Linked DNA regions of Mus musculus: regions 1 and 2 are each linked to region 3. Evidence: chromatin loops called from intact Hi-C (ENCODE). Cell type or tissue: heart. All regions are shown on one strand. Each heading gives the region's core, and the rest is flanking DNA. Links, peaks and the distances in the headings are about the cores only.

What was found. Peaks named below come from ENCODE experiments on the same cell type or tissue, not always from the same donor. Only the 100,000 strongest peaks of a DNase experiment are listed, where the experiment ranks them.
Region 1: a loop joins it to region 3, with 13 times the contacts of the local background. A loop is called at or near these places in 9 of 42 quality-filtered maps.
Region 2: it touches region 3 in a loop (4-fold over the local background); 8 of 42 quality-filtered maps call a loop at or near these places.

What each region holds. Positions count from the first base shown.
Region 1 is chr7:18,787,012-18,795,264 of GRCm38, forward strand. Psg19 (pregnancy specific glycoprotein 19) reads right to left here. Exons shown (of 5, transcript NM_011964.2): 3 at 7,022-7,381; 4 at 5,409-5,768; 5 at 2,114-3,323. The coding sequence ends at 3,040. It also overlaps the pseudogene Sycp1-ps1. Among named protein-coding and RNA genes, the nearest start is that of Psg19, 7.4 kb to the right of the region's middle. In heart, for the core only: no CTCF peak of the experiment used is centred there; a DNase peak (open chromatin) is centred at 3,880.
Region 2 is chr7:18,776,850-18,785,102 of GRCm38, forward strand. No RefSeq gene overlaps it. Among named protein-coding and RNA genes, the nearest start is that of Psg19, 18 kb to the right of the region's middle. In heart, for the core only: a CTCF peak has its summit at 4,653 (motif pointing left); a DNase peak (open chromatin) is centred at 2,592.
Region 3 is chr7:18,722,080-18,730,332 of GRCm38, forward strand. Psg22 (pregnancy-specific glycoprotein 22) reads left to right here. Exons shown (of 5, transcript NM_001004152.3): 3 at 656-1,015; 4 at 2,208-2,567; 5 at 4,630-5,169. The coding sequence ends at 4,913. Among named protein-coding and RNA genes, the nearest start is that of Psg22, 8.1 kb to the left of the region's middle. In heart, for the core only: no CTCF peak of the experiment used is centred there; a DNase peak (open chromatin) is centred at 4,052.

The DNA of each region.
Region 1 (8,253 bases), core at 1,121-6,120, 65 kb after region 3:
AGTCCAGAGATAAAGCTAATCAATTAGAGGAAAAAAACAAAATTACAAGATGAAAACTTAAAAGAATTAAGTGAAAAGAAGGATCATTTAACATCAGAACTTGAAGATATTAAAATGTCTATGCAAAGAAGTATGAGCACTCAGAAGGCTTTTAGAGGAAGATTTGCAGATAGCAACAAAAACGATTTATCAGCTCACTGAAGAAAAAGAAGCTCAAATGGAAGAACTCAACAAAGCTAAAACTATTCACTCATTTGTGGTGACTGAACCTAAAGCTACTACATGCACTTTGGAGGAATTACTGAGAACAGAACAGCAATGGTTGGAAAAAAATGAAGATCAACTGACACTGATTACTGTGGAACTCCAGAAGAAATCAAGTGAACTAGAAGAGATGACTAAATTTTAAAATAACAAAGAAGTGGAACTTGAAGACTTGAAAAACATATTGGCAGAAGACCAAAAACTTTTAGATGAAAAGAAACAAGTTGAGAAGCTTGCTGAAGAATTAACTACAAGGGAAAGAACAAGAACTAATTTTCCTTTTTGGAAACCAGAGAGAAAGAAGTCCATGATTGCAAGTACAGGTAACTGTCACTAAAACAAGTGAACAGCATTATTTAAAACAGGGTGAAGAAATGAAAACTGAGCTTGAAAAAGAGAAACTTAAGAATGCTGAATTAACTGCAAGTTGCGACATGCTTTTGCTTGAGAACAAAAAATTGATACAGGAAGCAAGTGATATGGCCCTAGAACTCAAGAAACATCAAGAAGATATCATTAACTGCAAAAAGCAAGAAGAACAGATGTTGAAACAAATAGAAAATATGGAAGAAAAAGAAAGGCATTTAAGGGATGAACTGGAATCAATAAGAAAAGAGTTCATACAGCAAGGAGATGAAGGCTCAAAGCATTGAATGTGAAGTTTTAAAGAAAGAAAAGCAGACGAAGATATTAGAAAATACGTGTAATAATTTAAAGAAACAAGTTGAAAATAAAAGCAAGAATATTGAAGAGTCTCACCAGGAGAATAAAACCTTGAAAAAAAAGAGTTCAGCAGAAAACAAACAACTGAATGCATATGAGATAAAGGTCAGTAAATTAGAGTTGGAATTAGAAAGTATAAAGCAAAGATTTGAAGAAATGACGAACAATTACCAGAAGGAATTTGAGAACAAAAAGATATCAGAAGGAGAGCTTTTGGGATAGGTTGAGAAAGCCAAAGCAACAGTTGATGAAGTGGTAAAGTTACAGAAACTGATTTCTGATGCCAACATAAACTAGCTGAAATGGTAGCACTTATGGAGAAACATAAGCACCAATATGATTAGATTGTTGAAGAAAGAGACACAGAATTGGAACGTTATAAAAACAGAACAAGAACAGTCACGAGTGAAGATCGCTTTGGAAACTGAACTATCTAATATCAGAAATGAACTTGTATCCCTTAAGAAGCAACTTGAAGCAGAAAAAGAGAAACTAAAAATGGCAAAAGAAAACACAGCAACTCTCAAAGATAAAAAAAAAAAAAAGATAAGAAAATACAGGCATCTTTACTGGAATCGCCTGAAGCCACTAGTTGGAAATTTGATTCTAAAACAACTCCTCCACAAAATATATCTCAGCTTTCCTCATCAATGGAGAGTGGCAAACCCAAAGATAACAGAGATAATCTGCAGACATCTGCCAAAAGCATTTTACTTACAACAGTTACAAAGGAATAGACAGTGAAGACACCAACTAAAAAGGGTATATATCAAAGAGAAAACAAGTATATACCTACTGAAGAAAGTAATAAAAAGAGAAAAACAGTCTTTGAATTTGAAGTTAATTCACATAGTTCAGAAACTGCTGATCTCTTGAGACTGGTTTCAGAGGAAGATATATCAAAAAGACTTTACAATAATAATTCACCAGATTCTCATATTTTAGTCAAAACCCCAAACAGACTCCTTTATCACTATCAACTGCTGCATCTTTTATGAAGTTTGGAAGTCTGAGAAAAAAATGATAGGGGACCTTTGGGCAATGATTGCTAAAACTGATAGGAAAAGAAGACTAAAGGAAGCAGAAAAGTTATTTTCTTAATTTGAGAAAACCAATGTTGGTTACAGAGACTAAAACAAGAGTTAACTTTATTACTTCCAAGAGATCCAAACTTTACCAAGGATTTCAGACTTTAAAATTAATTACACAGATAACTTGGGTTTATGTTACTATATTTGTGGCCTCAATATAAAATGACTATATATCATCAGAATTTTTATTGTATTCAGATACGTTTTGTTACTTTTACTTGCAATGGATATTGAAGGTCGAAGTTTTTTAACTTGAGATTTTGATCATTAGAAATGCATTATTGAGATTTATGATTTTTTCCTTATTATTGAAATGTTTTGGATGTAAAAAGAAAAAAAAGAAGAACAAATGGAACATTTTCCCCTTGGGCTGCATTGTCTACCAATAGTAAGCAGAGCAGTGTGTGAAGGGCACAAGCAGCTTGAAAGAATAGACACAATGTGGTACCAAGTGCTCCATAAATTACATTGCAACTATTAAAGACAAAGACATCATTAATTTGAAGGCAAATGGATGGAATTTGAGAATATCATCCTAAGTGAGGTAACACAGTCCCAAAATGGCATGCAGGGTATATACTCACTGATAAGTGGACATAAGCCATAAAATACAAGATACACACACTACACTACACTACACTACACTACACTACACTACACTACACTACACTACACTACACAGATCCAAAGATGCTAAACAAGATGGAAGGCCAAGGGAGCATGCTTTAATCTCACATAAAAGGGAGAAAAATAGTCGTAGGAAGCAGATGGAGGGAGGGAACTAGGTAGGAGAGGGGATGTGGGAGAAAATGGAGGGCATCAGAATCAGGTGTGGGGAGGGATGGGAGAGATCGACAACTGTCCATATGAATGAATGGAAATCTGTAACTGGCAGGGGTGGGTAGGTGTGGACATCTCAATACAGAAATGCCCCCACCCTGATATAGCATGAGAGGAGGGGTCACTCATTCATCACAGCCAGGCTGACTGGGAGACTGGTCTTTGAGCTGACTGGGTTGAAGGCCTCACATTGATACTCTCCAGCATCCTCCTTCCTCACAGTATGTATCCTGAGTTGGCATTTTGATGGGGACAGTGTCATCCTCTCTGTGAGCTGCAGACGCTGATTGTTGAAGAGCCAACGGATGGAGACCCCAGTGTTGTCTGAGAAGCAAGTGAAGACCACTGAGCTCTGTACTCGAACTGTGCTATCTGTGACTCTCATGGCAGGCTGTGTCACAAGCTCTGCAAAGAAACAGAGGGGGGACCAAATGTCATTCATCTTTCAGAAAGCTCAACCTGCCCCTCTGTAACTCACACTTAATAAAGCTTCCAGGGAGGAGAAATTGGAGCTGTGACTACAGTGATATCTTGTGCTTTGCATCTGCAACCCGTAGACTGTGTGACCCTGATTGAGCCACTGGGGTTGATGTGCCTCAGTTTCCCTGTACTAGGACAACTGTGCATGATCATTGCACTGCCTATGACTTAAGATTAGGTATGAGCAATGTTCTGACCTGGGGATGGGAAGCTGCTCACAGCAGCAGCATCTGTTCCACACTTACCCTAGGCTGGATTCCTGAGGGTAAGGAGGTGCCTGGAGAACTGACACCTCTGTCCCAACCCTTGGGGACATTTTTTTTCATCTGAGTATCCTAAATCCATCAGAACAGTTGGCTTCTGTCCTGGCACCTGTCCATTGAGACTCAGGAGGAGGGACAAAGGTGACCCACATGACTGCAGCTGTCATGGAAGTAAACAGCTGATCCTACACCCTGTGGGACATGGACACTCAGCCAAGCCTTGTTTCCTGTCAGCTCTAACAGGAAGTCCAATGCTAGCCCTGAGGAGAAGGTCTCTGGGGACAACTAGAGTTGAGTCTGGATCCCTGGCTTCCTGATGCTCCTCTTACTGATTCAGTAGTGAGCTGGACCATGGAGGAAGGGGGAACACAGTCTAAAAAGGAAGATAGAAGGTAAAGAGACAAATCCATCAATATTGAGATCTTTGTCTTGGGTGAAAAGACAGGGTCATGTGACCAGAGAAGCTTAGATCCATCACTCAGTGGAGGTGGGTGGGAGGGTTTGCACAAGTCAGAGGTAGTGACCAAAATACCTCCGTGCCCTCAGAGGACCTAACTGTGTGTCCATTCCTCTGTGAGGAACTCTGTCCTCGGGTCTCCACCCTCACTGTCCTCACAAGCCTGTTCTCCCTCAGAAGATGTGGGTTGCAGGTAAATTTCTCTCACTCTTCCTCTACAGAACCCAGGTTTTCACAGCGCAATCTCCATTCTGGTCCAGTGACCACCTGACATCACTTTGAGATTGCCTTCCTGGTCTGTCTTCCAGCCCATAACTCCTAAGGCCTTGTTAGAAAAAAATGTAATTTGATATTTCGAGAAGGTCCAGTGCCTACACAGGCTCAGATGCCTGTGTGTAGATAGCCAGATATCCAAATATTTGGCATGTCCCAGTGGTAATAATATTCTCATATTTGGAGCTACTGACACTGGTTAAAGCTCCAGCCCACACTGTCACATGGAGGTGTCTAAAGTAGACATGAGTATGGCTATGTGTGCTGGTGCAGGTGTACACCATCCTGAGTGTGTGCTTACAGACAGGAAACAGCACCTAGATGCAGGTCAGAGGTCAACTTGAGAGACCCTTTCTCATCCTTCCATCTTAGAAGATTCCAGCAAGTCTCTGAGCTCCCCTCCTCCCACACAGTCAGGCACTGTCCTCCTCACCAATGAGCAGGACACACTACCAGGGGCGGCAAGCATTGCAGAGAAGTACACAGTGGGTCATCATGGCTGCAACAGCCTACTCTTCCCTCATGATGTGCACTGGATGGTGATGACACCTGCCATGACAGACTTGTACCATGTCAGCTGTAACAGGAATCCAACGCCAACCAATGACGAAAACATTCCCAGTGTTACCTGGAGACTAACCATCACAGAGATTTGCAGCCAGAGCTTCCTGGTGCTCTCTGTGGGGACTCCATGGTTTCCTCAGCTAGGGCTTATCTGACCCTGGAGTCTACACCAGGGCTATCTGCATGGTGAGAGGCCCAAGGGTCATGGCTGAATCTGACATTCTTAGACTGAGTTTGCGCAGCACAGGATGGGTAACTACATGAAAGGACAGGTGGCAGGTTCTGATCTAATGCTGTTGGTTCACCCATGTGTGCCCTGCAGTAAGCGCCCAAATGCCATTGTGAAGTCACAATGCAGTGAGGGAGAGAGCAGGCACAGCCCACTCCTCAGAGTGTAATTATAAAGTAGGGTAAGCCACACCCAGCAGCTGGAATCCATAGAGAGTCACTTACTGTTCACATTGACTTGCACATGCGCTGTTTCAACTTTCGCATTGCTGTCGATTGTTACTAGTGTGTAGAAGCCAGAGTCTTTCTCAGTGACATCCTGGAGGAGCAGGGATCCATTGGTGTACCCTATCTCTCTTCCACTGTGTGCACGGCCACTGATGATAGACTCTGTCACTATGCTGTATTCTGCAATTTTAAAGTCCTGAGTGCTATAGACGCCTTTGTACCACAAAAAGGTTTGCACATCTTCTGGCAGATTATGGACCTGGAGAAGAACACTTTCCCCTTCGACAGCATGTGGTGGCACTGGATCGATCCTCAGTTGGACAGAGTTGAAAGCGTCACAGCACGAGGAAAGGGAGGCTGGAAGGGAAAGGAGAAAAACTATCACATGGGATCATTGTGCTCCATTGAAAGATGGTGACCTGAATCCTGAGCAAATGGATTCTTCACTCAGCCTAGACAGGCCTGTGGGTGTGTCTACCCGACCTGGTGGAAGTCAGCAACATGGCCTCCATTTCCTCTCATTTCCTCTGCATGGAGCTCTCTCCTCAGTGTCTCCATGGCTGCCCCTCACTGCCCTCAGTCAGACACTGCACACACTCATGCACACTGGGCTTTGAGATGATGCCTCCCTCTGACCTTGGTCTCTGCACACCCTGCATATTCACTTCCTGACTTTTCTCATTTCCTTTGTACCTGCACTCAGCTTCTGACCTCACTTTCTACATGTTCTTCCTGCTCTACCTGCTGACCCCAGGACTAGGGCTGAGTGAGGGCTTGGAGCAGGCTGCTCTTCTCAGCAGGCCCTAGATTATGCTGCCAGGCTTTATGTCAACTTGACACAAGCCAGAGTCATTTGAAACAGGAGCATCAACTGAAAATACAAATACCAGAATGGCCACTGGGCATGTCTATAGCACATCTATAGCACACAAGTGGTAATTGATGTGGGAAGGACTAGTCCACTGTGAGCATTTCCACCCCTGAGCCCATAGACCCATGTGCTATAAGACCAGGATGAGCAAGGTGTGAGAAGATAGGCAGGAGCAAACAACCCTCTATTCTGTCTACAAATACCCTGGGTTGCTGTGATTTCTTCCATTGTTTTTTTTTTTGTTGTTGTTGTTGTTTTGTTTTGTTTTGTTTTATTGGTTTTTTTTCTATGAAACTCTACCTTTTAGTGATAATAAATACACAGAATTGATATAGACAGCCAAAAAAATTTGTTCACTGTCTGCTCAGAGCAGGAGTAAGTGCCGAGTCCTGATAAATTGGAACCCAGGACATTTTTAGTCAAGCCTGGGACAGACAACCAGCGCCAGAGCTTCCCAGGGCTCACCACTCTGTGAGGACTCTACACTTTCCTCATGTGCATTGCAAGAGCCTCAACAGACAGAGCAGTCTGGCTCTTAGGTCCTCCGACATACCACAGGGAGTCAAAAGACAGAGTCTAACCCATGGGCATTTCCCTCCTACATGTGTGTCCTGCATACACGGTGGTCAAACCCCATCATGGGGATAAAAGTGCAGACAGGAGGTACCATGTAATGCCAGCAGTGACGGTGCTCAGGGTAGAAGCCCCAATGCACTGAAAAATCACAAGAATCACTTACTGTCCACCTGAAGGTAAATGTGTGCTAATTCTATTCTCGAATATCTATTCAGAGTTCGTAGGGTGTAGAATCCGATGTCCTTCCAGGTGACATTCTGGAGCAGCAGGGATCCATTGCTGTACACTATCTCTCTACCGCTGTGGGCAGGGCCCATTTCAATTGAATTCTTGGCGGTTCTGTGCCGGGCAATCTCAACCTTGTTAAACATAGTCAACCCTTTGTACCAAAAAAGCGATTGAAGATGCTCTGGAAGATTGTGAACACGGAGAAGAACGCTTCCCCCTTCAGCAACGCTGGCTGGCACTGATTCAATAGTGAGGAGTGCAGGTGGAGAAGGGCGCCCACAGATGAAAAGAGAGGCTAGAAGGGAAGAGAGATCCATCGATATTAGGACTTTTATATTTGACTAAGATGGCGCCCTGTGTCCCGAGCAGCTGTGTCCGTAGCTCAGCTGAGGTGTGTGGGTGAGGGTCTCCCTACCCTACTTGGTGGTGGTCACCACATTACCACCCTCTGCTCCATGACCCTCGGTTGTCATTTCTTCTCTATGATGCTCTCTCCTCCTGTGTCTACATGGCCCTGCTTCATTCCCCTCAGATCCCTGCTCACACTCAGTGTAGTTGTATGTTGGGGTGAGGCCTCCCGACCTTCACACTCTGGCTCTTTTGTCTATTGTCCTTCAGTGATTACAACTAATACCTGATTCACCTTCTAGCTTTAGTCACTGCTCTGTCTTCCAGTCCACTAGGGCTAGAGAACTGTTAGAACCAATAGTGTGCTCATGATTTTCTTAGAGAAAGTTGGCCTAAAACACATTAGATATCTGTGGGGAACCAATGAATGATTGAATGAATGAATGAATGAATGAATGAATGATGTCTCAGGACCATGCATGCTCATGGCCACATTCATATGTTTAGGGAAACTGTGCAATGCTTACATTAACTTTGATTTTTATTTTTTACGCTCTGTGGGGGGGGGGTCTGTGTTTGTCTGTGTATGTCTGTGTGTCTGTGTCTGTCTGTCTGTCTGTCTGCCTGTCAAGGGCATGTCTTAGTAGAAGGGCGGGGGTGCAGGACAACATCTCTCAGTGGAAGTCAGGGAACAAGTTATGTTCATTGGTTATCAGGTTGTCAGACATGAAACAAACTCCCATATCCTCTGAGCTATGTCACTGATCAACACGAGCTTGGTTTCTTATTTGGGACTTCACAGCTGGGAACTTCAGTTTT
Region 2 (8,253 bases), core at 2,090-7,089, 56 kb after region 3:
TTTCCTGTAAGCAGCAGAATGTTGGGTCCTCTTTGTGTAGCCAGTCTGTTAGTCTATGTCTTTTTATTGGGCAATTGAGTCCATTGATATTGAGAGATATTAAGGAAAAGTAATTGTTGCTTCCTGTTATTTTTGTTGTTAGAGTTGGCATTCTGTTCTTGTGACTGTCTTCTTTTTAAATTGTTGAAGGATTACTTTCTTGCTTTTTCTACGGTGTGGTTTCAGTCCTTGTATTGGTTTTTTTCTGTTATTATCCTTTGAAGGGCTGGATTCGTGGAAAGATAATGTGTGAATTTGGTTTTGTTGTGGAATACTTTGGTTACTCCATCTATGGTAATTGAGAGTTTGGCTGGGTATAGTAGCCTGGGCTGGCATTTGTGTTCTCTTAGTGTCTGTATAACATCTGTCCAGGCTCTTCTGGCTTTCATAGTCTCTGGTGAAAAGTCTGGTGTAATTCTGATAGGCCTGCCTTTATAAGTTACTTGACCTTTTTCCCTTACTGCTTTTAATATTCTATCTTTATTTAGTGCAGTTGTTGTTCTGATTATTATGCGTCGGGAGGAATTTCTTTTCTGGACCAGTCTATTTGGAGTTCTGTAGGCTTCTTGTATGTTCATGGGCATCTCTTTAGATTTGGGAAGTTTTCTTTTTCTTTTTTTTTTTTTTTTTTCCTTTTTTCTTTTTTATTAGGTATTTTCCTCATTTACATTTCCCATGCTATCCTAAAAGTCCCCCATACCCTCCCCCCCCCACTCCCCTACCCACCCATTCCCAATTTTGGCCCTGGCGTTTCCCTGTACTGGGGCATATAAAGTTTTCAAGTCCAATGGGCCTCTCTTTCCAGTGATGGCCAACTACGACATCTTTTGATACATGGCAAGTTTTCTTCTGTAATTTTGTTGAAGATATTTGCTGGCCCTTTAAGTTGAAAATCTTCATTCTCATCTACTCCTATTATCCTTAGGCTTGGTCTTCTCATTGTGTCCTGGATTTCCTGGATGTTTTGAGTTAGGATCTTTTTGCATTTTGTATTTTCTTTGATTGTTGTACCGAAGTTCTCTATGGAATCTTCTGCACCTGAGATTCTCTCTTCCATCTCTTGTATTCTGTTGCTGATGCTGGCATCTATGGTTCCAGATTTCTTTCCTAGGGTTTTTATCTCCAGCGTTGCCTCACTTTGGGTTTTCTTTATTGTGTCTACTTGCCTTTTTAGGTCTTGGATGATTTTATTCAATTCCATCACCTGTTTGGTCGTGTTTTCCTGCAATTCTTTAAGGGATATTTGTGCTTCCTCTTTAAGGTCTTCTACCTGTTTAGCAGTGTACTCCAGTGTTTCTTTAAGTGAGTTATTAAAGTCCTTCTTGATGTCCTCTACCATCATCATGAGATATGCTTTTAGATCCGGGTCTATCTTTTCGGGTGTGTTGGGGTGCCCAGAACTGGCTGAGGTAGGAGTGCTCATTCTGATGATGGTGAGTGGTCTTGGTTTCTGTTAGTAAGATTCTTACGTTTGCCTTTTGCCATCTGGTAATCTCTGGAGTTAGTTGTTATAGTTGACTCTGGTTAGAGCTTGTTCCTCAGGTGATTCTGTTAGCCTCTATCAGCAGACCTGGGAGACTAGATCTCTCCTGAGTTTCAGTGTTCAGAGTGCTCTCTGCAGGCAAGCTCTCCTCTTGCAGGGAAGGTGCCCAGATATCTGGTGTTTGAACCTGCCTCCTGGCAGAAGTTGTGTTCCACTCATCAGAGGTCCTAAGATCCCATGGAGAATCATTTGGGGACCTTGGGGGTGTCCGCAGACTCCACGCGCAAGGTGCCCTCCTGTTGGTTCCGACCAGAAGGGACTTTCGACCCTGCTCAGGCCGGGTTTTCTGCTTCCATAATTAATGCACTCTCATGTCTTGCATGATTGGATTGGAGCAGCAGTGTGTTCCACTCACCAGAGGCCCTAAGGTCTTGTGGAAAGTCCTGTGGGAACCTTGGGGGTGTCTGCTGACTCTGTGCCCAAGGTTCCCCGATGCTGGCGCAGACCGGAAGCCCTAAAGCCAATTCTTACAAGGATGGTTTCTCTAAAGAGCACAATTAGGTAAGAGAAAAGGTAGATGGTAAAGTAGTTTGAAATCAATGACCCAGTAGCCAAGGGAGCCCTGTGGTAGATGCAGGATCTAACTGGAGCATGAAGCAACATCCTGTCCATTGTATTCCAGTGACTGTTGAACAGCAGAGGCCACATTATTTCCTGTCTAGTATATGGGCTCAGTTATCCTAGGATGCTTCAGGAATTGTTCAGAGACATATGGTTTAGTTCTACAGTCAGATCTAACTCTGACTGTCCATTGGCTTTCAATTCATGGTCAAGATGTCCCCTTAAGCAGCTGATAATCAAGATTAACATCAGATCCTCCCTGGTTCACAGACAGCTGAGAAGGCCTCCAGGATGGGGACACTGGATACTCAGCTGGAGACAGAGAACTTGTGCTTCACATCTGTCAGCTGTGGACTGTGTGAGGCTCATGGGGACACTGTGCTCCCTGTCTCTCAGTTTCCCAGCAACAGCACACTTGGGGAATGTTGCAGTGTCTACAAGATACCCTTAAATATGAACAAAGGCCTGACACTGAGGAGGGACAGCTGTCCACATCAGCAGTGTCTGTTACCATTGCCTGAAGGAGAGGAGTCATTGGACTTCCTCCCTCAGGACATGAATCATCAAGTCACCAATATCCTCTGTCCATCTCATGGGGACACTGACATTCCTGTAAAGTCTCATATGCATTCAGAACAGTTGGCTGATGGCCTAAGCATTTGTACAGCTGTGATCTCCATGCTCAGACTCAGAAGAAGTTGTCCAGTGACATAGCCTACCAGTGGCTCTCATACCAGTGCACTGTCTGGTTCCCTGAGCTCTTTAGACATTCAGACTGTTAATGCATCATTCTTCTCTGTTAGCTCTGACAGCTAAGATTCTAAGAATGTACATAACCCCAGGTCACATAGAGTCAGTTCTCTAGGAGACTCATAAAGAGCCAGGACTTCCTGGTTATCCCCCTTCTAGTAAGATTCCATTGTTTCTTCAGCCAGACTCTCAAGCTCAAAGATCTTTCTCTGGATGTGTTTATGGTGAGAGCCTCACAATCTGGGAAAACTCTGATACTATGGCAGAGCTACACACACACACACATATGCACACATGCACAGCATATATAAACACAGAGAGACATGTATGCAAATACATGCACTCAGTCTCTTTCTCTCTCTCTCTCTCTCTCTCTCTCTCTCTCTCTCTCTCTCACACACACACACACACACACACACACACACACACACACATCCTGCCCTGAGTAGGGTAAAACATTCTGATATTCCAGATGGTCTACATTGACTGTGACCTCTGATAAATCTAAAACTCCAAAGGGGTACAAATTTCTCATAGGATATAGCTGCCTGTATTCTAATGCTACCTGGGTCCCCCATAATTGTTTACACAAGAGGGTTTGCAAAGAGCTTCTAGGAACCTGCACTCAGTTACTTCTAATTGGTATATTAAGATGCTGTTGAGATGCCAAAGCTTTTAAGTTCAGACTCCATTTTAGAGAACCTGAACTAAGTTTGAACTCAGGTAAACTAATAGGCTGGTATATAGCATTGGTCTCCAAGTTGCCCCACCCAAACAAAACTTGAGCCTACCTCCAGTCTGTAGCCTAATCTCCAACCACGCCAGTGTCTTCAGGTTATTCTCCCAACAAATATGCATCCCAAGTTACAAGCCCACCTCTTGCCTAGCAACCCCTCAATGCAGAGGGGAACAGAAGTTAATTTTCTGATATGACTCTCACTACCAGCCAATTATGTTAAAGGCCACAACATCTTTCCAATTGGATGTTTGCACATGTATTCCCTGCTTGCTGCTTACTATAAAGCCTTTCCCTGATAGATATTCAGGGCTCCCCCACCACCGAACCATCCTGCATGACAGTGGTATGTTGAGAGGGCCTGAGATAGCTCAAATAAAATAAAAACCCTGCTGTAAGTTGCATCAGATTGGTTACTGTGTGTGTTTGGGATAACATTTCCCTGGCATAACATTTTGGTATGTTGCCTGGGAAGTTCCCCCATGACACAAAGGACTACTGATGTGGATGGTCCTAAAGCTGGCAAAACTAGTCTAGGTATTTGGATTTTTATGTTTGTAAAACTGTGTTAAACTCCCTGCTTTTTCCCTGTCTGAGCACTGCATCTGTCTGAGCTTTTTCTGTAAGATCTGCAGAGTGGAATGGAGCAAACCTGTGTGGAGGTAAATGTGGAACTCTTCCAGCCCTCCTGAGATGATTTGTTTGTGTGGAACCTGATGGCTTGTGTTACCACTGTGATTATTCTAGGTATGAGCTGTGCTAGAGAATTTATCTGAGTATCAGAAATTTTCTATGTGGTCTGAAGGGTTGAGTACTTGTGCAGTGGTGCAAAAACTTGTGATGTATGTGGCAGCTCATTTGTCTGAATATCAACAACTTTCTGTGAGATCCACAGAGCATAACAAAAGCTTGTGTAGAGATAAATGACTTATGTTGCTCTGGTAATTTTTTCGGGTCTGAGTAAACATTTGTGCTGTACTGAGTATTGATGTGTTTGTGAACACCACCTTGTGGTTATGTCTTGTTACTGCAGGCTGATTCTGTTCTTAGAGTGACTCCACATTCAACTTCTGTGAGCACCACCTAGGTACAAGACCTTGAATCTGTTTCTGTGGCCAATTGCATTAAGGATAGACATATCGGGGAGCTGTGGCTACCACTGGGACAGGAGATTCTGAGCCTCCTCTGGGTGGGTGAGGGTTCAGGGAGCAGAGGCTTCCACACTTCTGGAAACAAGGCCTTGATTTTGTATCCATGGCCGGTTGCAGGTAGGGATAGATGTGTCTAGGAGCTGTGGCTATGGCAGGGCCAGCAGACGTCCTGGGGTGGGTGTGGACTAGGGGAGCTGAGAAACACCCACCAATCTGGTTCTGTTTTTGAGGGTGTGCACCACTGTCTGGTTGATTCTCACTTCTGCCTGATAGAGAGAAAAGGCTGGACTTGTGCTTGACGTGGCATAGAGAGGTGTTTGCATGAGAGTCACTTTCTGGTTGTTTCTTGTTTCTGCTTGAAAGACAGGGAAGGTTTTATTTGTCTTTTTATGTGTGATAATGGTGTTTCTTGTTACAAGATGTCTTTGATAAAGTAACTTTGACGAGATGACTTTGTCAGGTGGCTTTCACAAAGTGACTTTGACTTGATAGATATATTAGCATGAGACCAGCTACATCTAGCACATTCTTCAGGTTCCCTTCACCACCGAGGAGGCCAGGAAGCTGGTTCCTGGCCCCACACAGAGTCCTCCTAATAAACCTAAACAGGGAATACTACAGGAAGTAGACCATTCCTGTGCAAAAATGAAACAAACCCGAGTAACACCCAGAGGTGACACAAAACCACTGAAGGTTTATATGGGGATGCACATGTTGTTCAGGTTCAACATCACCATTTCAAATTTGAAAGCTCAAAATATCCTGCATCCATCTGGATGGTGCTCTGTTAGGGCACTGATTCATTTGGTGCACAGTGTGTCTCTGACACTGTGTGCAGACCCAAGCGGTATTGATTGGTGTCTATGACAAACTGTGTGAGTCCATGGCTCTTGGGATGGTTTGTATATGCTTGGGTCAGGGAGTGGCACTATTGGAGGTGTGGCCTAGTTGGAGCAGGTATGTCACTTTGAATGTGGGCTTTACTACCCTAGCCCCAGCTGCCTGGGAGTGAGTGTTCTGCTAGCAGCCTTCAGGTGAAGATGTAGAACTCTCAGCTCTGTTGCACCATGTCTGCCTGGACTCTGCCATGCTCCTGCCCTGATGATAATAGACTGAATCTCTGACCTGTAAGTCAGCCACAATAAAATGTTCCCTTTCATAAAAATAGCATTGGTCATGGTATCTGTTCACAGCAGTAAAACCTGAACCAAGACAGAAATTATTAATGGAAGTGGGGTATAGCTGGGATAGCCCTGACCAGTATTTGTTTAGAAGCATGTAGATTTTGAGACTTTGGATTTAGAACGCAGTGGAATGCTTTAAATGGGGATTAATGGGCCATCCTAGTAGTAATGTGGGAAACTGCTGTTGGGAGTAATTTGAAATGAACTGGAATGGCCCAAGGAGTTTCAGAGGAGAAGATTTTTCAGTATGTGCTGTAAAGACCATTTGGGGGTATTTTGTGAACAATGTGGCTACTTTTTACCCATGACAAAAGAGTCTCCCTGAAGCTAAGGTGAAGAGACTCAGATTAAATGCATTGATAAAGGAAGAATCACAAATGCCCATCATAGTTGTTCTCTGTTTAGTCTCATAAAGACCATTTTAAATAAGACTAGCTAGCTATGAAAGGAAAAATATAAAAATACATGTTTTGCAGTTTTAAAGAGGCACCAGGAAGTGAAATGGAATTGAATTCTATGTTCTAGGAGATAACAGTTTAAGGGATTTGGGGACAGGATTCTACTCAGCTAAGTTTAGATCCAGGTATGGTGGTATACACCTTTAATCCTAGAACACAAAGTTAAATAGATCTTCGAGTTCATGGCTACCCACAGACAAAGCATGTTCGAGGTGAAGAAAAGCTTAAATCCTGGCATGGTGGTACACACCTTTTATCCCAGTATTACAGTAGGAGAGAGCCATGCAGATCTCTGAGTTCAAGGTCAATCTACAGAGCAAGTTCCACGAAAGCCTACCTAAGGCAGAGAGAGTCAGAAGAGAGAAAGCTGCTAATAGAATAAAGGGGACCATGTTCCAGCCCTAGCAAGCAGCAGAACACAGCAGGTATGGTCATGAGGCTCTGGCTTTAGTGTGTAAAATAGAAGGGACTACTGAGGCAATTGATGCAGGACATCAGGAACTAAGAAGTTAGCAGTGATTAAGAAGAGACCATTATTACTGAGGTTAAATCTTCAGGGAAGTGTTTTCTGAGAGCACAAAGAAGTGGTGTTCCAGAGATACCAGAGGTTGTACCTGTGATGCATCTGTAATTGGTAATAGGTAAGAGTCGCCCAGGTGGTACTGGTTTTGAAGGCATGAAGGGGTCATGAAGAGCAGCTGAAGCTAGTCACTATGAGAGGTAATGGAAGCCCATTGGTAATGGTGCAGCCTCAGTTGCAGTTGTTGGCCCAGGACTGATGGGGTCATGTAAAGGAGTTGAGGCATCACATCATATAGAGAGTCTATGAGAGGCTATTGATGAAGCATAACTGCAGTGCAAGTCCCCAGTGAATTGGAGATGCCAGTACCATGGGGAGATCACCAAGAAAAGCATCAGCAGTAGAGTAGATAAACCTGAGCTTAGAGTGCTACAGAGGGCAGAGATGGAAACATGATGCCAGCCATTTGGAGGAGCCCAGAAGATCATGTGTGGATCCCAGACATTGAAACAAGAAGCTATAACATTGAAGCTGCCTTGGAGACCCCAAGATGTTCAAGATGCCACAGTCATGGGAAATCTGCTGAGGAAAGCTGCTAACAGGGAGTTGAACCAGCCCAGGAGAAAGAAGTTAGTTGCAGTCAAAAAGGAAGAAAAACAAGTGCTGATCTGAAAACCTCTTTGACATCAGACATGGAGAGACACAGTTTAGAGTCTGCTCACCTTGTTTGCTGTCTTGATTTGGAAATTACAGTTAATTGATTGGATGAATCTCAGAAAAAAACTTTGAAGTTTGGACTTTTAATGTTTGTTAAGACTGCTATAGACTTCGATCTTCTTGAGTTTCATGTGTTTTGCAAATTGTATCTTGGGTGTTCTAAGTTTCTGGGCTAATATCCACTTATCAGTGAGTACATATCATGTGAGTTCTTTTGTGATTGGGTTACCTCACTCAGCATGATACCCTCCAGATCCATCCATTTGCCTAGGAATTTCATAAATTCATTGTTTTTAATAGCTGAGTAGTACTCCATTGTACCAAATTTTCTGTATCCATTCCTCTGTTGAGGGACATCTGGGTTCTTTCCAGCTTCTGGCTATTATAAATAAGACTTCTATGAACATAGTGGAGCATGTGTTCTTATTATAGTTGGAAAATCTTCTGGATATATGCCCAGAAGAGGTATTGCTGGATTCTCCGGCAGTACTATGTCCAATTTTCTGTGGAACCACCAGACTGTTTTCCAGAGTGGTTGTACAAGCTTGCAATCCCACCAACAATGGAGGAGTGTTCCTCTTTCTGTGTGGACAT
Region 3 (8,253 bases), core at 1,243-6,242:
CACAGACACAGACACAGACACACACACACACACACACACACACACACAGTGTAAAAAAAAAATCAAAGTTAATGGAAGCATTGAACACTCTATCCCTAAACATATGAATGTGGCCATGAGCATGCATGGTCCTGAGACATCATTCATTCATTCAATCAATCATTTATTCAATCATTCATTGGCTCCTCACAGATATCTAATGTGTTTTAGGCCGACTTTCTCTAAGAAAATCATGAGCACACTATTGGTTCTAACAGTTCTCTAGCCCTAGTGGACTGGAAGACAGAGCAGTGACTAAAGCTAGAAGGTGAATCAGGTATTAGTTGTAATCACTGAAGGACAATAGACAAAAAAGTCACAGTGTGAAGGTCGGGAGGCCTGACCCCAAAATACAACTACACTGAGTGTGAGCAGGGATCTGAGGGGAATAAAGCAGGGACATGTAGACACAGGAGGAGAGAGCATCATAGAGAAGAAATGACAACCGAGGGTCACTGAGCACAGGGTGGTAATGTGGTGACCACCACCAAGTAGGGTAGGGAGACCCTCACCCACACACCTCAGCTGAGCTTTGGACACAGCTTCTCAGGACACAGTGCAACATCTCAGTGAAATATAAAAGTCCTAATATCGATGGATCTCTCTTCCCTTCTAGCCTCTCTTTTCATCTGTGGGCGCCCTTCTCCACCTGCACTCCTCACTATTGAATCAGTGCCAGCCAGCGTTGCTGAAGGGGGAAGCGTTCTTCTCCTTGTCCACAGTCTTCCAGATAATCTTCAATCGCTTCTCTGGTACAAAGGGTTGACTGTGTTTAACAAGGTTGAGATTGCTCGGCACAGAACAGTCAAGAATTCAAGTGAAATGGGCCCTGCCTACAGCGGTAGAGAGATAGTGTACAGCAATGGATCTCTGCTGCTCCAGAATGTCACCTGGGAAGACACAGGATTCTACACCCTACAAATTGTGAACAGATATTGGAAAATGGAATTAGCACACATTTACCTTCAGGTGGACAGTAAGTGATTCTCTGTGATTGTTCAGTGCTGGGTGGGGCTTCTACCAGGATCACTGTCACTGCTGGCATGTGACTACCTCCTGTCTGCACTTTTATCCCCATGATGGGGTTTGACCACCGTGTATGCAGGACACACATGTAGGAGGGAAATGCCCATTGGTCAGACTCTGTCTTCTGCTTTCCCCTGGTATCTCAGAGGACCTAAGATGCCAGACTGCTCTGCCTGTTGAGGTTCTTGCAATGCAACTGAGGAAAGTGTGGAGTCCATACAGAGTGGTGAGCCCCGGGAAGCTCTGGCCCTGGTTGTCTCTGCCAGGTTTGACTAAAAATGTCCTGGGTTCCAATTTTCTCCTGCTCTGAGATGACAGTGAACAATGGTTTTTGGCTGTCTATATCAATTCTGTGTATTTATTATCACTAAAAGTAGAGTTTAATAGAAAAAAACAACAGAAAACAAACAAACAAACAAAAACAATGGAAGAAATCAAAGCAACCCAGGGTACTGGTAGACATAATGGAGGGTTGCTTGCTCTTGCCTGTCTCCTCACACCTTGCTCATCCTGGTCTTATAGCACATGGGACCATGAGCACAGTGCTGGAAATGCTCACAGAGGACTGGTTCCTCCCACATCAATCACCACTTAAAAGATGTGCTATAGACTTGTCCAGTCTTGGTATGTGTATCTTCAGTTGAGGCTCCCTGCTTCAAATGACTCTGGTTTGTGTCAAGTTGCAGCATATTCCTAGGCTTGCTAAGAAGAGCAGCCTGCTGTAAGCCCTCACCCAGCCCTAGTCCTGGGTGCTGCAGGCAGAGCAGGAAGAGCATGTAGAAAGTCAGGTCAGAAGCTGAGTGCAGGTACAAAGGAAATGAAAAAAGTCAGGAAGTGAATATGCAGGGTGTGCAGAGACCAAGGTCAGAGGGAGGCATCATCTCAAAGCCCAGTGTGCATGAGTGTGTGCAGTGTCTGACCCAGGGCAGTGAGGGGCAGCCATGGAAACACCGAGGAGAGAGCTCCATGCAGAGAAAACGAGAGGAAATGGAGGCCATGTTGCCGACTTCCACCAGGTGGGGTAGACACACCCACAGGCCTGTCTAGGCTGAGTAAAGAATCCATCTGCTCAGGATGCAGGTCACCATCTTTCCATGGAGCACAATGATCCCATGTGATGGTTTTTCTCCTTTCCCTTCCAGCCTCCCTTTCCTCGTGCTGTGACGATTTCAACTCTGTCCAACTGAGGATCAATCCAGTGCCACCGCATGCTGCTGAAGGGGAAAGGGTTCTTCTCCAGGTCCATAATCTGCCAGAAGATGTGCAAACCTTTTTGTGGTACAAAGGCGTCTATAGCACTCAGAGCTTTAAAATTACAGAGTATAGCATAGTGACAGAGTCTCTCATCAATGGCTATGCACACAGTGGAAGAGAGATATTGTTCATCAATGGATCCCTGCTGCTCCAGGATGTCACTGAGAAAGACTCTGGCTTCTACACACTAGTAACAATCGACAGCAATGTGAAAGTTGAAACAGCCCATGTGCAAGTCAATGTGAACAGTAAGTGACTCTCTATGGATTCCAGCTGCTGGGTGTGGCTTACCCTACTTTATAATTACACTCTGAGGAGTGGGCTGTGCCTGCTCTCTCCCTCACTGCATTGTGCCTTCACAATGGCATTTGGGCGCTTACTGCAGGGCACACATGGGGTGAACCAACAGCATTAGATCAGAACCTGCCACCTGTCCTTTCATGCAGAGTTACCCATCCTGTGCTGCGCAAACTCAGTCCAAGAAAGTCAGATTCAGCCATGACCCTTGGGCCTCTCACCATGCCCATAGCCCTGATTTAGACTCCAGCATCAGATAAGCCCTAGCTGAGGAAGCCATGGAGTCCCCACAGAGATCACCAGGAAGCCCTGGCTGCAAATCTCTGTGATGGTTAGTCTCCAGGTGACACTGGGAATGTTTTCATCATTGGTTGGCTTTGATTCTTGTTACAGCTGACATAATACAAGTCTGTCATGGCATGTGTCATCACCATCCAGTGCACATCATGAGGGCAGAGTAGGCTGTTGTAGCCATGATGACCCACTGTGTACTTCTCTGCAATGCTTGCCGCCCCTGGTAGTGTGTCCTGCTCATTGGTGAGGAGGACAGTGCCTGACTGTGTGGGAGGAGGGGAGCTCAGAGACTTGCTGGAATCTTCTAAGATGGAAGGATGAGAAAGGGTCTCTCAAGTTGACCTCTGACCTGCATCTAGGTGCTGTTTCCTGTCTGTAAACATACACTCAGGATGGTATACATCTGCACCAGCACACATAGCCATACTCATGTCTACTCCAGACACCTCCTTGTGGCAATGCAGGCTGGAGCTTTAACCAGTGTCAGTAGCTCCAAATATGAGAATATTATTACCACCAGGACATGCCAAATATTTGGTTATCTGCCTATCTACTCACAGGCATCTGAGCCTGTGTAGGCATTGGACCTTCTCGAAATATCTAATTACATTTTTTTCTAACAAGGCCCTAGGTGTAATGGGCTGGAAGACAGACCAGGAAGGCAATCTCGAAGTGATGTCAGGTGGTCACTGGACCAGAATGGAGATTGCGCTGTGAAAACCTGGGTTCTGTAGAGGAAGAGTGAGAGAAATTTACCTGCCACCCACATCTTCTGAGGGAGAACAGGCTTGTGAGGACAGTGAGGGTGGAGACCCGAGGACAGAGTTCCTCACAGAGGAATGGACACACAGTTAGGTCCTCTGAGGGCATGGAGGTATTTTGGTCACTACCTCTGACTTGTGCAAAGCCTCTCAACCACCTCCACTGAGTGATGGATCTAAGCTTCTCTGGTCACATGACCCTGTCTTTTCACCCTGTCTCTTTACCTTCTATCTTCCTTTTCAGTCTGTGTTCCCCCTCCCTCCATGGTCCAGCTCACTACTGAATCAGTAAGAGGAGCATCAGGAAGCCAGGGATCCAGACTCAACTCTAGTTGTCCCCAGAGACCTTCTCCTCAGGGCTAGCATTGGACTTCCTGTCAGAGCTGACAGGAAACAAGGCTTGGCTGAGTGTCCATGTCCCACAGGGTGTAGGATCAGCTGTTTACTTCCATGACAGCTGCAGTCATGTGGGTCACCTGTGCACCTCCTTCTCCTGAGTCTCAATGGACAGGTGCCAGGACAGAAGCCATCCTAATTTCTGATGGACTTAGGATACTCAGATGATAATAATGTCCCCAAGGGTTGGGACAGAGGTGTCAGTTCTCCAGGCACCTCCTTACCCTCAGGAATCCAGCCTAGGGTAAGTGGAACAGATGCTGCTGCTGTGAGCAACTCCCTATCCCCAGGTCAGAACATTGCTCATACCTAATCTTACGTCATAGGCAGTGCAATGATCATGCACAGTTGTCCTAGTACAGGGAAACTGAGGCACATCAACCCCAGTGGCTCAATCAGGGTCACACAGTCAATTGGTTGCAGATGAAAAGCACAAGATATGACTGTAATCACTGCTCCAATTTCTCCTCCCTGGAAGCTTTATTAAGTGTGAGTTACAGAGGGGCAGGTTGAGCTTTCTGAAAGATGAATGACATTTGGTTCCCCCTCTGTTTCTTTGCAGAGCTTGTGACACAGCCTGTCATGAGAGTCACGGACAGCACAGTTCGAATACAGGGCTCAGTGGTCTTCACTTGCTTCTCAGACAACACTGGGGTCTCCATCCGTTGGCTCTTCAACAATCAGAATCTGCAGCTCACAGAGAGGATGACCCTGTCCCCATCAAAGTGCCAACTCAGGATACATACTGTGAGGAAGGAGGATGCTGGAGAGTATCAATGTGAGGCCTTCAACCCAGTCAGCTCAAAGACCAGTCTCCCAGTCAGGCTGACTGTGATGAATGAGTGACCCCTCCTCTCATGCTATAGGAGGGTGGGGCATTTCTGTATTGAGATGCCCACACCTACCCACCTCTGCCAGTACATATTTCCATTCATTCGCATGGCCAGTTGGCCATTTCTCCCATCCCTCCCCACACCTGATCCTGAACCCCTCCATTTTCTCCCACATCCCCTCTCCTACCCAGTTCCCTCCCTCTATCTGCTTACTACAACTATTTCCCCCGCTTTTATATGAGATTAAACATGCTTCCTTGGCCTCCCAACTTGTTTAGCTTTTAGTGTAGTTTGTGTATCTTGTATTTTTTTACTAATATCCACTTATAAGTGAGTATATACCATGCATGCCATTTTGGGACTGTGTTACCTTACTTAGGATGGTATTCTCAAATTCCATCCATTTGCCTTCAATGTAATGATGTCTTTGTCTTTAAAGTTGCAATGTATTCCATGGGGCATTTGGTACCACATTGTGTGTATTCTTTCAAGCTGCTTGTACCCTTCACACACTGCTCTGCTCACTATTGATACACAATGCAGCCTACGGGGAAAATGTTCCATTTGTTCTTAATGGACTGACTTTAAAGCCTTTGATGAAATAAAGGGGTGGGGGTGGGGGACTGAGATTGACAGTTGCCTTAGTGTTTTACTTCTCTGAACAGACACCATGACCATTGCAAGACTTAGAAAGAACAGCATTCAAGTGTGGCTGGCTTACAGTACAGAGATTCAGTCCATTATCATTCAGGCAGGAGCATGGCAGTATCCAGGCAGGCATGATGCAGCAGAGCTGAGAGTGCTACATCTTTACCTGAAGGCTGCTAGCAGAACACTCACTCCCAGGCAGCTAGGGCTATGGCATTAAAGTCCACACCCACATTGATACACCTACTCCAACAAGGCTACACCTCCAATAGTGCCACACCCTGGCCCAAGTGTATACAAACCATTACTTTCCACTCCCTGGTCCCCATAGGGTTGTCTAAACACATGAGTCTATGCTGGTGATACCCAAACACGGCATAATTAAAAGTAACTTTAGTCCAACTTCCAAAGTCCCTAGTCTATAGCAGTCTCAACAAACGTTAAAAGTCCAAACTTCCAAGTTTTTTTCTGAGATTCATCCAATCAATTAACTGTAATCTCCAAATCAAGACAGCAAACAAGCTGAGTAGACTCTAAACTGTGCATCTCCATGTCTGATGTCAAAGACATTTTCGGATCAGCACTTGTTTTTCTTCCTTTTTGACTGCAACTAACTTCTTTCCCCTGGGCTGGTTCAACTCCCTGTTAGAAGCTTTCCTCAGCAGATTTCCCATGACTGTGGTATCTTGAACATCTTGGGGTCTCCAAGGCAGCTTCAGTGTTATAGCTTCTTGTTTCAATGTCTGGGATCCACTTATGATCTTCTGGACTCCTCCAAAAGGCTACCATGTTTCCAGGTCTGCCCTCTGTAGCACTCTAAGCTCAGGTTTTCCACTCTACTGCTGATGCTGTTCTTGATGTTCTTCTCATGGCAATGGCATCTCCAGTTCACTGGGGACTTGCACTGCAGTTAGGCTTCATCAATAGCCTCTCATAGACTCTCTACATGGTGTGATGCCTCAAGTCATTTGCACGACCCCATCAGTCCTGGGCCAACAACTGCAACTGAGGCTGCACCATTTCCTATGGGCATCCATGACCTCTCACAGTGACAAGCCTCAGCTGTTCTTCATGACCCCTTCATGCCTTCAAAACCAGTACCACCTGGGTGACTCTTACCTATTACCAATTACAGTTGCATCACAGGTACAACCTCTGCTATATCTGGAACACCACTTCTTTGTGCTCTCAGAAAACACTTCCCTGAAGATATCACCTCAGTGATGCTGGTCTCTTCTTAATCACTGCTAAGTTCTTAATTCCTGCTAAACTGCATTAATTGTTTCCTTCTATTTTACACACTAAAGCCAGAGCCTCATGACTGAACCCGCTGTGTTAGCTGCTTGCCAGGGCTGGAACATGGCCCCCTTTGTTCTGTTAGCAGCTTTCTCTCTTCTGACTAGCTCTCTGCCTTAGCTAGGCTTTCGTGGAACTTGCTCTGAAGATTGACCTTGAACTCAGAGATCTGCATGGATCTCTCCTACTGTAATACTGGGATTAAAGGTGTGCACCACCATGCCAGGATTCAAGCTTTTCCTCACCTTGTATATGCTTTGTCCATGACTGGCCTTGAACTCAAAGATCTACTTGACTTTGTGTTCTTGGATTTAAGGTGTTTACCACCATGCCTGGATCTAAATTTAGCTGAGTAAGATCTTGTCCTCAAATCCCTTAAACTGTTATCTCCTTGAACATAGAATTCAATTCCATTTTACTTCCTGGTGCCTTTTTAATACTGCAAAAGCATGTATTTTTATATTTTTCCTTCCATAGCTAGCTAGTCTTGTTTAAAATGGTCTTCATGAGACTAAACCAGAGAACAAAATATATGATGGGCATTTGTGATTCTTCCTTTATCAATTAATCTGAGTCTCTTCACCTTAGCTTCAGGCAGACTCTTTAGTCATGGGCAAAAAGTAGCCACATTCTTCACCAAAATACCCGCAAACTGTCTTTACAGCACATACTGAAATTCTTCTCCTCTGAAACTCCTTGGGCCGTGCCAGTACAGTTCACATTACTCCCAACAGCAGTTTCCCACATTCCTATTAGGATGGCCCATTGATCCCCATTTAAAGCATTCCACTGCTTTCTAAATCCAAAGTCCCAAAATCTACATGCTTCTAAACAAATACTGGTCAGGGTTATCCCAACTATACCCCACTTCCACTACCAATTTCTGTCTTGGTTCAGGTTTTACTGCTGTGAACAGACACCATGACCAATGCCATTTTTATGAAAGGGAACATTTTATTGTGGCTGACTTACAGGTCAGAGATTCAGTCTATTATCCTCAGGGCAGGAGCATGGCAGAGTCCAGGCAGACATGGTGCAACAGAGCTGAGAGTTCTACATCTTTACCTGAAGGCTGCTAGCAGAATACTCACTTCCAGGCAGCTGGGGCTAGGGTAGTAAAGCCCACATTCAAAGTGACATACCTGCTCCAGCTAGGCCATACCTCCAATAGTGCCACTCCCTGACCCAAGCGTATACAAATCATCCCAAGAGCCATGGACTCACACAGTTTGTCATAGACACCAATCAACACCTCTTGGGTCTGCACACAGTGTCAGAGACACACTGTGCACCAAATGAATCAGTGCCCTAACAGAGCACCATCCAGATGGATGCAGGATATTTTGAGCTTTCTAATTTGAAATGGTGATGTTGAACCTGAACAACATGTGCATCCCCACATGAACCTT